Linked DNA regions of Homo sapiens: region 1 is linked to region 2. A link is a contact called in ENCODE POLR2A ChIA-PET data. All regions are on one chromosome and are shown on one strand. The core of a region is the stretch at or near the end of the contact, and the rest is flanking DNA. Distances in the headings are between cores, read along the strand shown.

Region 1 (6,016 bases), core at 1,721-4,220, about 38 Mb before region 2:
CCTAGTTGAAGAATGCCTCATGGGCTCCCCCTTGCTTACAGAAGAAAGTAAAAACCCTTATCCAGACACACAGCAGCCTCCACCCTGAGCCCCCGCTGCCTCCCCAGGCTTCTCCTGTCCTCCTCCTCACACAGCCTGCGATGTAGCCAAGCCATAGCACCAGAAGCTTCCCCACCACAGCCAGTTTCCCGGCTGTGTCTTCGTTCTTGTTCTTCCCACTAGAAATCCCTTTCCTTATCCCAATCTGTGAAGATCTTCCCTACACCTGTAGGTCCATAAAAATAAAAAAGCTTAGACGGTGTTTTTCACTTATTCTTTCTTTTTCTTTTCCTTTTTTTTTTTTTTTTTTTTTTGAGACAGAGTTTCCCTCTTATTGCTTAGGCTGGAGTGCAATGGTGCAATCTCAGCTCACTGCAACCTCTGCCTCCCGGGTTCAAGCGATTCTCCTGCCTCAGCCTCCCGAGTAGCTGGGATTACAGGCATGTGCCACCACGCCTGGCTAATTTTGTATTTTTAGTAGAGATGGGGTTTCTCCATGTTGGCCAGGCTGGTCTCGAACTCCCGACCTCAGGTGATCTGCCCGCCTCGGCCTCCCAAAATGCTGGTATTACAGGAGTGAGCCACTGCGCCCGGCCAACAGTGTTTTTCTTTAAGTTATAAAAGTAAAATATGTAAAGTGTAATCCCACCGATTTTGGAGGCCAAAGCAGGATCACTTGAATCCAGGAGTTTGAGGCCAGCCTGAGCGACGTAGTGAGGCCCCCCCCCACCGCCCACCACCATCTCTACAAAAAAAAAATTTAGTTAGCCAGAAAGGATGGCGTGCACCTATAGTCCCAGCTACTCAGGAGGCTGAAGTGGGAGGATCACTTGAGCCCCAGAGGTCGAGGCTGCAATAAGCCATGAGTATACTGTACTCCAGCCTGGGTGACACCAAAACCTTGTCTCAAAACAAAAACAAAGAGTTTAGACAGTGTTTCTCTTTAAGTTATGTAAGTAATATATGCACATGATACAAAATGAAAAGCAAGTGACTCTCTCCCCCTAAACCCCTGCAGGGTTACTCCACAGATATCCTTCCAGAAAGTTTGTATGGATCTACCAACATATATATGTCTGTTCTATTTAAATTTAGGTAAATAGGATTATACTAAACATGCAGCTTGCTTTTTTTTTTTTAACTTACTATAAGTTGGAGATAATTCCTTTCTCAGTACATGGATAGCTGCCTCGTTGCTTTTAACAGCTGTGTGACATTATCACAAGTTATACCCCTGGCCTATTTAACATTCTTCCCTCTCTGGCCTCACAGGTGCGTGTTGCTGCAGCCAAGGCTGTAATCAGCCTCCCTGCACCTATGTGGCCGGGCAGCACGCCATGTTTGCATGGGACAAATCCCTGACACCAGCTTAAGCACCACCATGAATCCCTCCCCTCCTGGGGACTCCTGCAGAGCTTCCAGTAGAGCTCCAGGAGAGAGAACCCAGCTCAGGCATTTGCAGCAGTGTTTGTTAGAGTCTAAAGTCAGATCATGACCGAGTTTAAACCCCAGCTGCTCCCCTCACATCTCCCTCTGCCTCAGTTTTCTCATCCCTAAAATGGGGATGATCATAATGGTACCCACTTCATAGACCTGTACTGCGGATTATACAGACTAAAGCACTTTGGAATGGCTAGCTGCTCTCACCCTTCCTGTTACAGTATTGAGTTCCAACGTCTCCCTGTAGAATGCTGGCACTTCGTGGGCAGGCCCTGGTTTTGTTCCTCTCTGCACATAACCCCAGGATGTGCTGGTTGCACAATAAATGGTCCCTTACATTTGTTACTAGGAGCAACCCCCACCCCAGCTTTGGCCCACTCCCCCTCCTTCCAGCCTGTGCCCTCCTCATGGCCCCAGAGCTGGGGAGGAGAGATGCATCTCTCAGGATAATCTCCAGCAGCCAGGTGCTCCCCACCTCCACCCAGGTCAGCAATAAACACCAGAGTCCTTGGGTTGGGGGGCAGGGTGGCTCAGGAGCTCTCTAAGGGCCAGAGGTTTTGCCTTGGCCCTGACAACCCCACCCCCACCCCTCCAAGCCTGAGTCTCTTCAAACTCTGCTCCTCCTGGCCTAGCCAGGCCTCCTGGAGAGGGACGGCGAGATGATAAGCGCTGGGGCTGAGAACGGGGCATCCAGACCTTGGAGTTCGGTCCTAGCTGCCCTGGCCAAGGTTTTGTTTGTCTAGTCCCAAGAGGCAGGCCCTTGGAGTCCAGGGAAGAGAGAAGGAACCACCTGGGCAGACAGACCCAAGCCAAGGGGCCAGGTGTCGCCAGCGTCCCCAATCTCCAGTCTGGCTCTGGCCCGCATGGCAGCTGGAAGGGCCAGAGCTGGGTGGGTTCTGTCAATGCTTCTACGGGGTGTGTAGGGGGTTGGCAGGAGTCACAAATGTTGGCCTTAGCTGCAGGGCAAATGCAGATAGGACCTCCACGGAGTGCCTGTTCCCAACCCAAGGGCACAGCAGAGCTAGGAGAGAGGCCTCAGGGTCCAGGAGGGAGAGGAGGTGTTCAGGCCCAGCTTCCCGGAGAGAGTGTGACTACAGACTAAAAGGGTCAAGGGAACAGGCCCACTTGGCCTGAGGATGAGGGCGCTGGAAGAAGGGGATGGGAGATTGGGTGCTTTTTCTTGATGGGGAGGGGCGACTTGAAGACGGCAATCAAGACCTAGATGACGTGTTTGGTCTGGGGTGGAGTGAGGACGCCAAGAGGGAAAGGACGGCGCCCTGAAGAGACCAGCTCAGGCGAAAACAGGGCTCTGCCCAGGCGGGGACCCAGCTGGGTGGAGGGCGGAGGCAGGAACCCAGGAAGCCGACTGAGCAAAGACTGCGTCCAGGCCCCGCCCCCATGAGCCCGGCCACGCCCCCTGGAGCCCAGCCCCGCCTCCCGGCCGCCCGCGCGCAGGTAGGGAAGAGGCGGAGCGCCGCCGCCCCGCCCCCGAGGAGCCACCGCCCAGCCGCTCGCAGGCGCCGCACGGAGTTGCGTCCCGGGGACTTGGGGCCGCAGGGAGGTGAGCGCGGGGCGACGAGCGGGGCAGGACTCACGGCCGCCCAGCCGCAGGCGCCGGAAGGGTCCCGAGGTTGTGCCCGAGCCTGCCCTGGAGCGGTGGTGCGCGGCCAGGAAGGGTGCCCAGTGCCCGGTGCCCGCCCTGCGGAGCGCCTGGGTCCCACGTGGGCTCGGCTGGAGGCCCGGGCTGGCTCAGACGGCGCCGGCGGGGCCGCTGGACCCGGTCTGCTGGCCCCTAGGGCTCGGCTCGGACAGGACGCCTAAGGGGTCCCTGGGCGACGGGGCGCCAGATGTAGGGGCAAGACGATTGGGCAGAGATTTAAACCTCCGGAGGAAGAGAGGAGACTGCGCAGGGCAGTCCCGCCTGCGTCCCAGAAGTGCCTGCAGTTCAGACCCTTCTCTCCCCTCCACTTTCTCCCGGGTGAGCACCGGGCGGACCGGGGCCGAAGTTTGTTGGTTGAGCCAGCCAAGGTGGAAACAGGTGCGGGGGTGGGGATGAGGGACTCACACAGCAGGGCTGGACCGGAGCTCAGAAATTGGACCCAGGAGTCCTGACTTCTGGATGGAGGGGCTGGGGAAGGTTGGCCCTGGGCTTGCCTTTTACCTGTTTGGCCCCTCGGATGTTCCCCCAGGGCATTGGGATAGAGACGGATAAGTTCCCTAGGGTACAGACCCCGCCCCACTCCCACGCCAGGGCGCAAAGGAAGCCTAGGTTTTGGCCCTGCCCCATTCCATGAAAGATTAACGGAGGGGGCTCTAGGGTTGGAGCTACTGAGAGGGTGGCAGCGGGTGTGTCTGAGGAGCAGAAGGCGGTGGGGAGCTGACCCCACTTGGGGAGAGGCTGCTGTTGCCTGGGCGGCTGGCATCAGGCCCCCAGTGTGTGCCATTTGCTGGTAATATAATGAGACCAGCATCTGCCTTATTCGACCCTCACTGTCCGTAGGGCAGGCAGTGGAAAGGGAGGCGTGTTTTAGAGCTGTGGTTCTCAACCAGGGGCGACTTTGCCTGCCATGGGATATTTGGCAATGTTGGAGTCATTTTGGGTGTCACACACTTGGGAGGGGAAGTGAGTGTTGTTGTTACTGGCAGGTAGTGGGTAGAGGCCAGGGACGCTACCAGACATCTTCAGGGCACGGAACAGCCCACATAACGAGGAATTATCCAGCCCAAGGTGTTGGGCTGTGCTGAGGCTGAGAAACCCTGCGCAGCAGCTGGTCCATCAGGTTCCTTCTCAATGATGCTCCCTCACTGGGGAAACTACCTCAGTTTTCCAGAGTGGTTAGGGGAGGAACTTGGAATAAACCTGAATGAGATGAGGGGTAAGGCAGTGTGAGGGCACTTATTCCCCTCACAAGAGTCTTCCTTTGGTGCCATGAGACACCGCCTTTCCCAATCTCCACTGGCCCTGCAGGAAGCTGGTCTAGGTGCTGTGGGGGAGAGGTTGGGAACAGAGGACCCCCTTGCAGCCCAGGCCTGGGGTGCTTAACCCCAGGGCAATCTCCCAGGAAGGCTGGGCTGAGGCAGCCCTTGAGCTCAAATATCCCTGGGCTGGGAGGGTGGGCAGAGGGCGAGCTCTCTTCCCATAGATTTTCCCAAAGCTGGATTGCTGAAGCTGGCATGGTTGCCTGATACCATGTGACCTGCTGGAATTTTCCCTTCTGAACTCACACCTAACTCCTCCAATTATGTACACCTTTTGAAAGTGACATCCAAGGAGTATCAGGGCTCCTAATTCCTGGGGGGTCCCCAGGCTGCTTTTGTCCTGCAATAAAGAGGGCACCCTGGGTTAGCTGACGAGCCCTGGAGTGGGCCCAGCTGCTGATGGGGTGGAGGCACCCCTGCCCATGGTGTTAGCTGAGCAGAGGTGAGAGATGGGAGACATCAAAGCACAGGCCAGGTGGCCCCCCAGTAGGGATGACTCAGAGTTGTTTGTATTGGGCTGGAGGAATGTACTTCCAGTTTTCTGGCAACAAGGAGGGGTGGCTGGCACGGTGGGAGAGGATCGGATGAAGCAGCCACGTCCATGCCCAGGAGCTGGGGCCACCTCGCTGCCCTCCCTCCCTGTTTTCTTGCAGTAGCCATTATACCCATCCTGTTCACTTCTGGACCCAGCCTTCTTGCCTGGGAACCCTGGTGGAGGTTTCGAGCTTGGGTTCTTTTTGTTGGTGTTGGTGGCTTTTGTTTTTTTTGTTTTGTTTTGTTTTTGTTTTTGTTTTTTTGGTCTCTTGACTGTAAAAGGCTGAAGTGAAACTCCCACCTTTTCATTTGCACAAAAAACAAAAGTGGCCTCCATTGCTGTGAGCCTCTCAAGGGACAGGGCTGAGCACCCAGGCTTGTACAAAGTTGTTCAGGAAGTCGGCAGTGGAGCTCGGGTGTGAACCCAGTTGCCCACCCTCAGGCCCCACCCAAGAGCCCCACGAACAAACCCTCAGTGACTCCTACCTGTCTGTACCTGGTGTAACCACACACACACACAGACACACACAAACAGACACACAGAGACACACACAAACACACAGACACACACAGACTCACACACACACACACACACACACACACACACACACTCTCTTTCTCTCCAGCCCAGGAGGGGGACTTTTGTTCCTATAAGAGGAGGAATAAATCACACTACAAATGCTTTGGGTGACGCACTTGGGGCCCGAGTCCTGCTCTGGGGTCAGTGGTGCTGTTTTTCCTGTGGCCTCAGCTCTGGATACTGTGGTGGCCTCTCCACCAAGGTTTCTGTCCTTGCTGTGTAAACTCTGCCCCAGACAAGGTGACAGATGACAGCAGAAGTCAAGGAGCTGTGCACGCCTGCCCGTGAGTGTGCGAGTGGCATGGCTCAGCTGGCTGGTGCTTCCCTTTGGGCCTGGCCCCCGCCTGCCGCTGGCACAGCACAGGGAAGACGTGTGCCCTCCTGGCTGCCTCTCCCCCTCCACACTCTCCTCAGATCTCTGTGCCTCGCACTCTGGAGCAGGCC
Region 2 (5,681 bases), core at 639-3,138:
GGGCGGGCGAAACCCCAGTGTGCAAGGACAGGTACATTCTCAAGGGGAGACTTCATTATCTGATAGCTCTAAGCTCAAGTCCTGCCCAACAGCGGCTGGCATGGTCATGGGGAGATCAACAACTTTCCTCGTGCCCACAATATACCCCCTCCTCTCCTCCTGCCCAGTCAAGCCCAGGACCAGGAGGAACAGTGACACAGCAGCGGCCCCATATGCCCACACTCCCCAAGAGCAAGTTCAAATATCTTTCAGAACCTCCAACCCCACCTCCTCACGCTGACTCAGAGGCCAAAGGTCACTGAGGAAGCTCACACACCAAGGGGGAGGGGAGAGATAAGGTGTCCAATAAACTATCCTCTCCTGAACAAAACCTGGCTCCAGGTCAGTAATGAACTTGGCCCCAGGGCTCTATACCCCTCTTTCATCTAGTGTTCCCACCCTTGCACCTCTCTTCCATCCAGTCCTCCCAGCCCTCCCAGTTCAGATGGAAAGGACAGAATACTTGGACTTGGAGCCAGCTTTGGGTGGTGGATGAAAGACGCGGTGAGGAAGGGCACAAAATCACAGAGGCCTCCCCTCCAGACTGGGGAGGGGATGCAGAGGGGCAGGTTTTACCTTAGGATCTTACGGAGCTTACAAGAGAACAGGATCCTACCCTAAACTGTACGGGAAACACCCAGTTCTACTCTCCAACCCCCCTCCAAAAGTCTAATGGCAACCAGATGAACAAGTCCAGCATTGGGGAGACAGGGCCCCCAGGGGACACTGAATCTCCACAAGGCCACCCTCCCCTCCCCCCAATACCTCCCCCTTTCCTCGGCTTCCCCAGAACTCAGCCAACCCCACCCTCCATTGGAGAAACCTGCTTTGAAAAGTTAGCTCTTTGTTCTTCCACACGGTCTCCTGGCTCTGAGCACAATTTCAGGAGATCTCAGCTAAGCACCCTCCACCCACCCTACTCTGCCACCCAACCCCACCCGGCTCAGGCTGGACGGCCCAGCACCGGGAGTTGGCTTTTAATTGGAGGTGGGGGTTGGGAAGCTGTGGAGGAGGTCTGCGAGTCCTTTAACGACTGAATCCAAGGGGGTGCAGGTCGTTCAAAAACGGGGCTCTTGCGGCAGAGCCCGGGTCCTTACCCAAAACCCCCCGCATCAGATGCCACACACTCGCAGGCTGATAGCCCCCGCCCCGCCAGGCCAGGAAGCCAGGCCACCCCCGCCGGAGCGGACGGTTTTGCAGGGCCCCCCAGCCTCTGCCCCGCCCCCCCGCCCCCTCCACCAGCGCCCCGCGCTTCCGCCTACTTGGCGCTCGGCGCAGAGCGGAGAGGGAGCGGCCGTCTCTTCTCACTCTCCAGGCCGTAGGGGGCGGGACTGCACCCCTAACCTTCCCCCAACACACCCCGGCGCCTGACTTCCCTGCTCCTCTCCCGTCCTCCCAACCCCGGGACACAGAGCCCACCCCTCTCCAGCAGCGGCTGCCCGCTACGCGTGGACTTCCCGCCTCGCCCCAGATCTCCTGGTTTTCAGACTGGGATGTGTCCCCACACCCCATGACACCGCCCGCTCGCCCTCCCTCCATTCTCCTGGGATCGCGGGGATAAGGCGGCAAAGACCCGGCCCTTCTCTCCTCCCTGGATTCGGAGCACTGCGGGGGATTGCAAAGACGCGTCTCCCGGTCCCGGGCTCACCTTATCCAGACAGTTCACCTTCTCCGTGGGATACACGATCTTGCCGCACCGGGCGCAGTTGGGGTTCATGGTTCCGAGAAAAGCTGGGGCGGGGACGCCTGAGCTCACGCGCGTCCTGTTCCCCGAGGCGAGCTGGCGGGAGGCGGCCGCGGCTGCAACTACACAGGCAGCAGCGACGGCGGCTGGAGCTGGGGAACTGGCCTCCGCCTCCGCCCTCCTTCCCCTAATAAACACAGCGGGGAGGAGGGGCTGCACTGGGGCGGGCACGCGCCTCGGGCGCGGGCAAGGGCACGCGCAGCGAGGCGCGCTCTCCGGGCGACGTGGGGCTGCGCGGGGGCGGGTTCCTGGGGGGACGGCGGGGCCCGCGGTGCTGGCGCCTCAGCGCTCTCAGGCTGACTGCGCCCGGTGCCCAGGGCCCTTCCCCAGCCGGAGGCGGCGCAGAGGCGAGCAGGCTGCACATCTGGGGCGCCCGGGCTGCGGGAGGCGGGCTAACCCCTCAAGCCCGTCGAGGGTGGGGTTGGATCCTCCTGAACGCTGGAACTGATTCACCGCATTCGGGGACTTTCTACCCGGCATGAATCTGCGGACCGAACGGGGACCCCCTACCCTGCCCCTCTTAGCTCTCTTCCGGCCCACACCCTTTCCCACATTTGTGGGGCGGAACCCGTCCCTCCCTCTTGGACCCTGCGCGCTGCCGGGCCCGGGCTAGTGCTTCCCTCTCGAGCCCCTGCAGTGCACCTTCCCGGGGTTCCCCGGATGCGGGCACCGTCTGCGTTCAGCTTGACCCCTTTTTCTCCAGCATTCCTTTCTCCTTCTGTTACACCACTACTCACAGTGTAGCAGCTGCAACAATGCTTAGCACCCAAGGAGCCGCCTCCAGGCGCTGTAGAGGCGCGGGGGTATAGCTCAGTGGTAGAGCATTTGACTGCAGATCAAGAGGTCCCTGGTTCAAATCCGGGTGCCCCCTCAATGGCTTGGTTTTTCCTTCCCCTTGTTAACCATCTGTTTTTCATTCTTGACTCACATTTTAACATTGGGTCCTGACTAAAAAAAAAAAAAAAAAGAAAAGAAAAAGTATCTTCCTCATTTTTCAACCTTAGCAGAAATCTTTCGGTTTTACTTTGTGCTCAGCGGGAGGAGGGGGTGGGTATAAAAGCTGCGCGACCGCATTACTCGCGCCAGAGGTGTAGGGATTTCTGCGGCCACGGGCGCCAGCCTCAGATGGGTCAGACAGTTCGAGGTGCCGGGTTTGAGGGACAGGATGTTTCCAATGGGGGTAGGGAGACAGGGGAACGCCTCAACTTGGCGTTCCTTTTGGGGGTGGAGGGTGGGTCAGGCGAGGGAAACCCATAGACACAGCCCTTCTCCAACTTCAACTTTCTGTATTAATGGTGACATGGACGTGCTGTGTTCATCCTTGACTATTAATGTACAAAAGTAAAGTTATAACCCAGTGCAAACTGAGATAAACGAACACAGTGTTTCTCAAATTTGAACGTGCATCAGAATTACCTGCAGGGCTTGTTAAAACACTGCTAGTTTCTGATTCTGTAAGGGGGCCCCGAGAATTTGCATTTCTACCAAGTTTCCAGGTGCCTCTGGTGCTGCTGGTGTGGGGACCACATTTTAAGAACCACTGAAGTAAGAATAAAAGGCCATGGAGTTTCATAACCTAAAGATGGGGACAAGTATCTGCTGGCTGCGTGCCTGACAGGGTCACTGTTGGGCCGGAGGAAAATGGTAAGTGTGACGGGAGACAAGGGCGTCCCCCTCGACTAGGTTTTGCCCAAAAAAAGGAAAAATAAAGGAGAAAGGAAGAGGCGTGCTGCCTGGGTCAAAGGGCAGCTGCGATATTTTAAACCCGGAATGTGGTTGTGTCATTCCTCGGACCCCGGGGAAACGCGCATTTTTTTCTCCTGGCTCCTATTACTGTGAGCTGTATCTCTAGGCTGAACAGAGAGATCACAGATCAGCAGAGCTGCGGTTCCGTGCAAAACCCAGGAGGAACCAGTTTTACCTCTCCTTTAGGCCTTGAACTTTCCATGTATAGCTTATCAAGCCAAAGCCCTGCCTATGAGCTGAGTCAAGAAGGAAGAGGGGAAAATTGCTCGCTGTCTACCTTCTATCTGTGTGCCCTGTCCTGTTCGAGTTCGCGAGTATATGAAAACCTCTGAATTTGGATTACTTCTCCTAGTTTTCATAGTCAAGTACGAACTACTGCCCCGTCCAAGACATATTTTTTACCCCAAAACAAATTATAATTAACGTTAAACCAATGGGCATCGGAGATGGAAATCGATACGCGCCTTTGTTCTCCAACTGAGAGTACTGGTGCGCTTATCGCCACTTGGGGTATGAGGGCTCAGATCCACCTAAAGGCAGCCTCTGGTTGCTGTTCTCTCCCTCTAGGGTACGGGAATCCTTTCAAGGTGAAAATTAGGTAGGTGGAAGATACAAACGACACCTCCCGTGAGTTTTGCATTCAGAACTCGCTGACTCAGGTTATTCCTGGATGGCTGTGAAAAAAACTTAAAGAAACCCGAGGGGGCACCCGGATTTGAACCGGGGACCTCTTGATCTGCAGTCAAATGCTCTACCACTGAGCTATACCCCCTCTGGCGGTGGCTCTCTGGTAAATTGTTTTTACATCGATTGATCCCAAAATTTTCATACTTTCACCATTCGTTCAAAATTAGTGTCTCTTTGCTAGATTATACTGAAATTACCAATGAGGAAGGAGAAATTAAAAGACTAGGCCAAGATAGGCCGGGCACAGTGGCTCACGCCTGTAATCCCCAGCACTTTGGGAGGCCGCGTCGGGCGGATCACGAGGTCAGGAGTTCGAGACCAGACTGACCAAGATGGTGAAACCCACCCCCCCCCCCCCCACCTCCGTCTCTACTAAAAATACAAAAAATTAGCCGGTAGCGGTGGCGGGAGCCTGTAGTCCCAGCTACTCAGGAGGCTAAGACAGGAGAATTGCTGCAACCCAGAACCCAGGAGGCGGGGGTTGCAGTGAGCCGAGATCATGCCACTGTACTCCAGCCTGGGCGACACAGCGAGACTCCATCTAAAAAAAAAAAAAAGGCTAGGCCAAGACGTGGTGGCAGTTTGAAAAGCGTGTGAATTTAGGTGCCAATCTGCTTTGTCTAGGTTCAGTTCTTTTTTTTTTTTTTTCTCCAGACGGAGTCTTCCTCTGTAACCCAGGCTGGAGTGAGTGCAGTGGCGCAATCTCGGCCTCCCGGATTCAAGCGATTCTCCTGCCTCAGCCTCCCGAGTAGCTGGGATTACAGGCGCCCGCCACCGCGCCCAGCTAATTTTTGTATTTTTAGTAGAGATGAGTGTTCCACCATGTTGGCTAGGCTGGTCTCGAACTTCTGACTTCATGATCTGCCCGCCTTGGCCTCCCGAAGTGCTGGGATTACAGGCATGAGCCACCGCACCCCTGCTTGGTTCAATTTTTGTTTGTTTGTTTGTTTGTTTTCCATTTTGTGGAGATGGGGGCAGGTGGTGGGTGAAGGAGGCCGTCTCCCTATGTTGCCCAGAGACGGAATTTCGCTCTCCTTGATCAGTCGGGATTGCAATAGTGCGATCTCGGCTCACCGCAACCTGTGCCCCCCAGGTTCAAGCAATTCTCCTGCCTCAGCCTCCCGAGTAGCTGGGATTACAGGCATGCACCACCACGTCTGGCTAATTTTGTATTTTTAGTAGAGACGGGGTTTCTCCATGTTGGACAGGCTGGCCTTGAACTCCCGATCTCAGGTGATCTGCCCACCTTGGCCTTCCAAAGTGCTGGGATTACAGGCGTGAGCCACCACACTCGGCCTAGGCTCAATTCTTTATCCACAATCCCACTCATCTCTCCCCGCTAGCAAGTCAGAGAACAACCTCCTGCAAAACTGGATAAAGTTTTTCCTTGGTCTCTCCAAAAAGAATACGAACACGCCATTGCACTCCAGCCTGGGCAACAAGTTTCGCTCTCAACAAGAGCGAA

The links. ChIA-PET counts read pairs that join two places held with the same protein, here RNA polymerase II (POLR2A).
Region 1: POLR2A ChIA-PET joins it to region 2 with 11 read pairs in CD4-positive, alpha-beta T cell. The contact joins the promoter of RHBDF2 here to the promoter of LASP1 in region 2. POLR2A ChIA-PET finds 5 or more read pairs at or near these places in 2 of 52 experiments (CD4-positive, alpha-beta T cell and naive thymus-derived CD8-positive, alpha-beta T cell).

Annotation. Positions count from the first base shown.
Region 1 is chr17:76,498,377-76,504,392 of GRCh38, reverse strand. RHBDF2 (rhomboid 5 homolog 2) reads left to right here and starts at 2,970. Exons shown (of 19, transcript NM_001005498.4): 1 at 2,970-3,040. RefSeq lists enhancers at 2,553-2,692, 3,043-3,712 and a silencer at 2,743-3,382.
Region 2 is chr17:38,866,265-38,871,945 of GRCh38, reverse strand. LASP1 (LIM and SH3 protein 1) reads right to left here and starts at 1,888. Exons shown (of 7, transcript NM_006148.4): 1 at 1,688-1,888. The coding sequence starts at 1,756. TRC-GCA4-1 (tRNA-Cys (anticodon GCA) 4-1) reads left to right here and starts at 2,583; the gene lies at 2,583-2,654. It overlaps TRC-GCA2-2 (tRNA-Cys (anticodon GCA) 2-2), which reads right to left and starts at 4,301; the gene lies at 4,230-4,301. RefSeq lists enhancers at 25-626, 1,639-1,788, 3,279-3,458, 3,034-3,634, 3,635-4,237, silencers at 1,229-1,328, 1,849-2,158, 3,579-3,678 and a cis regulatory region at 3,896-4,509.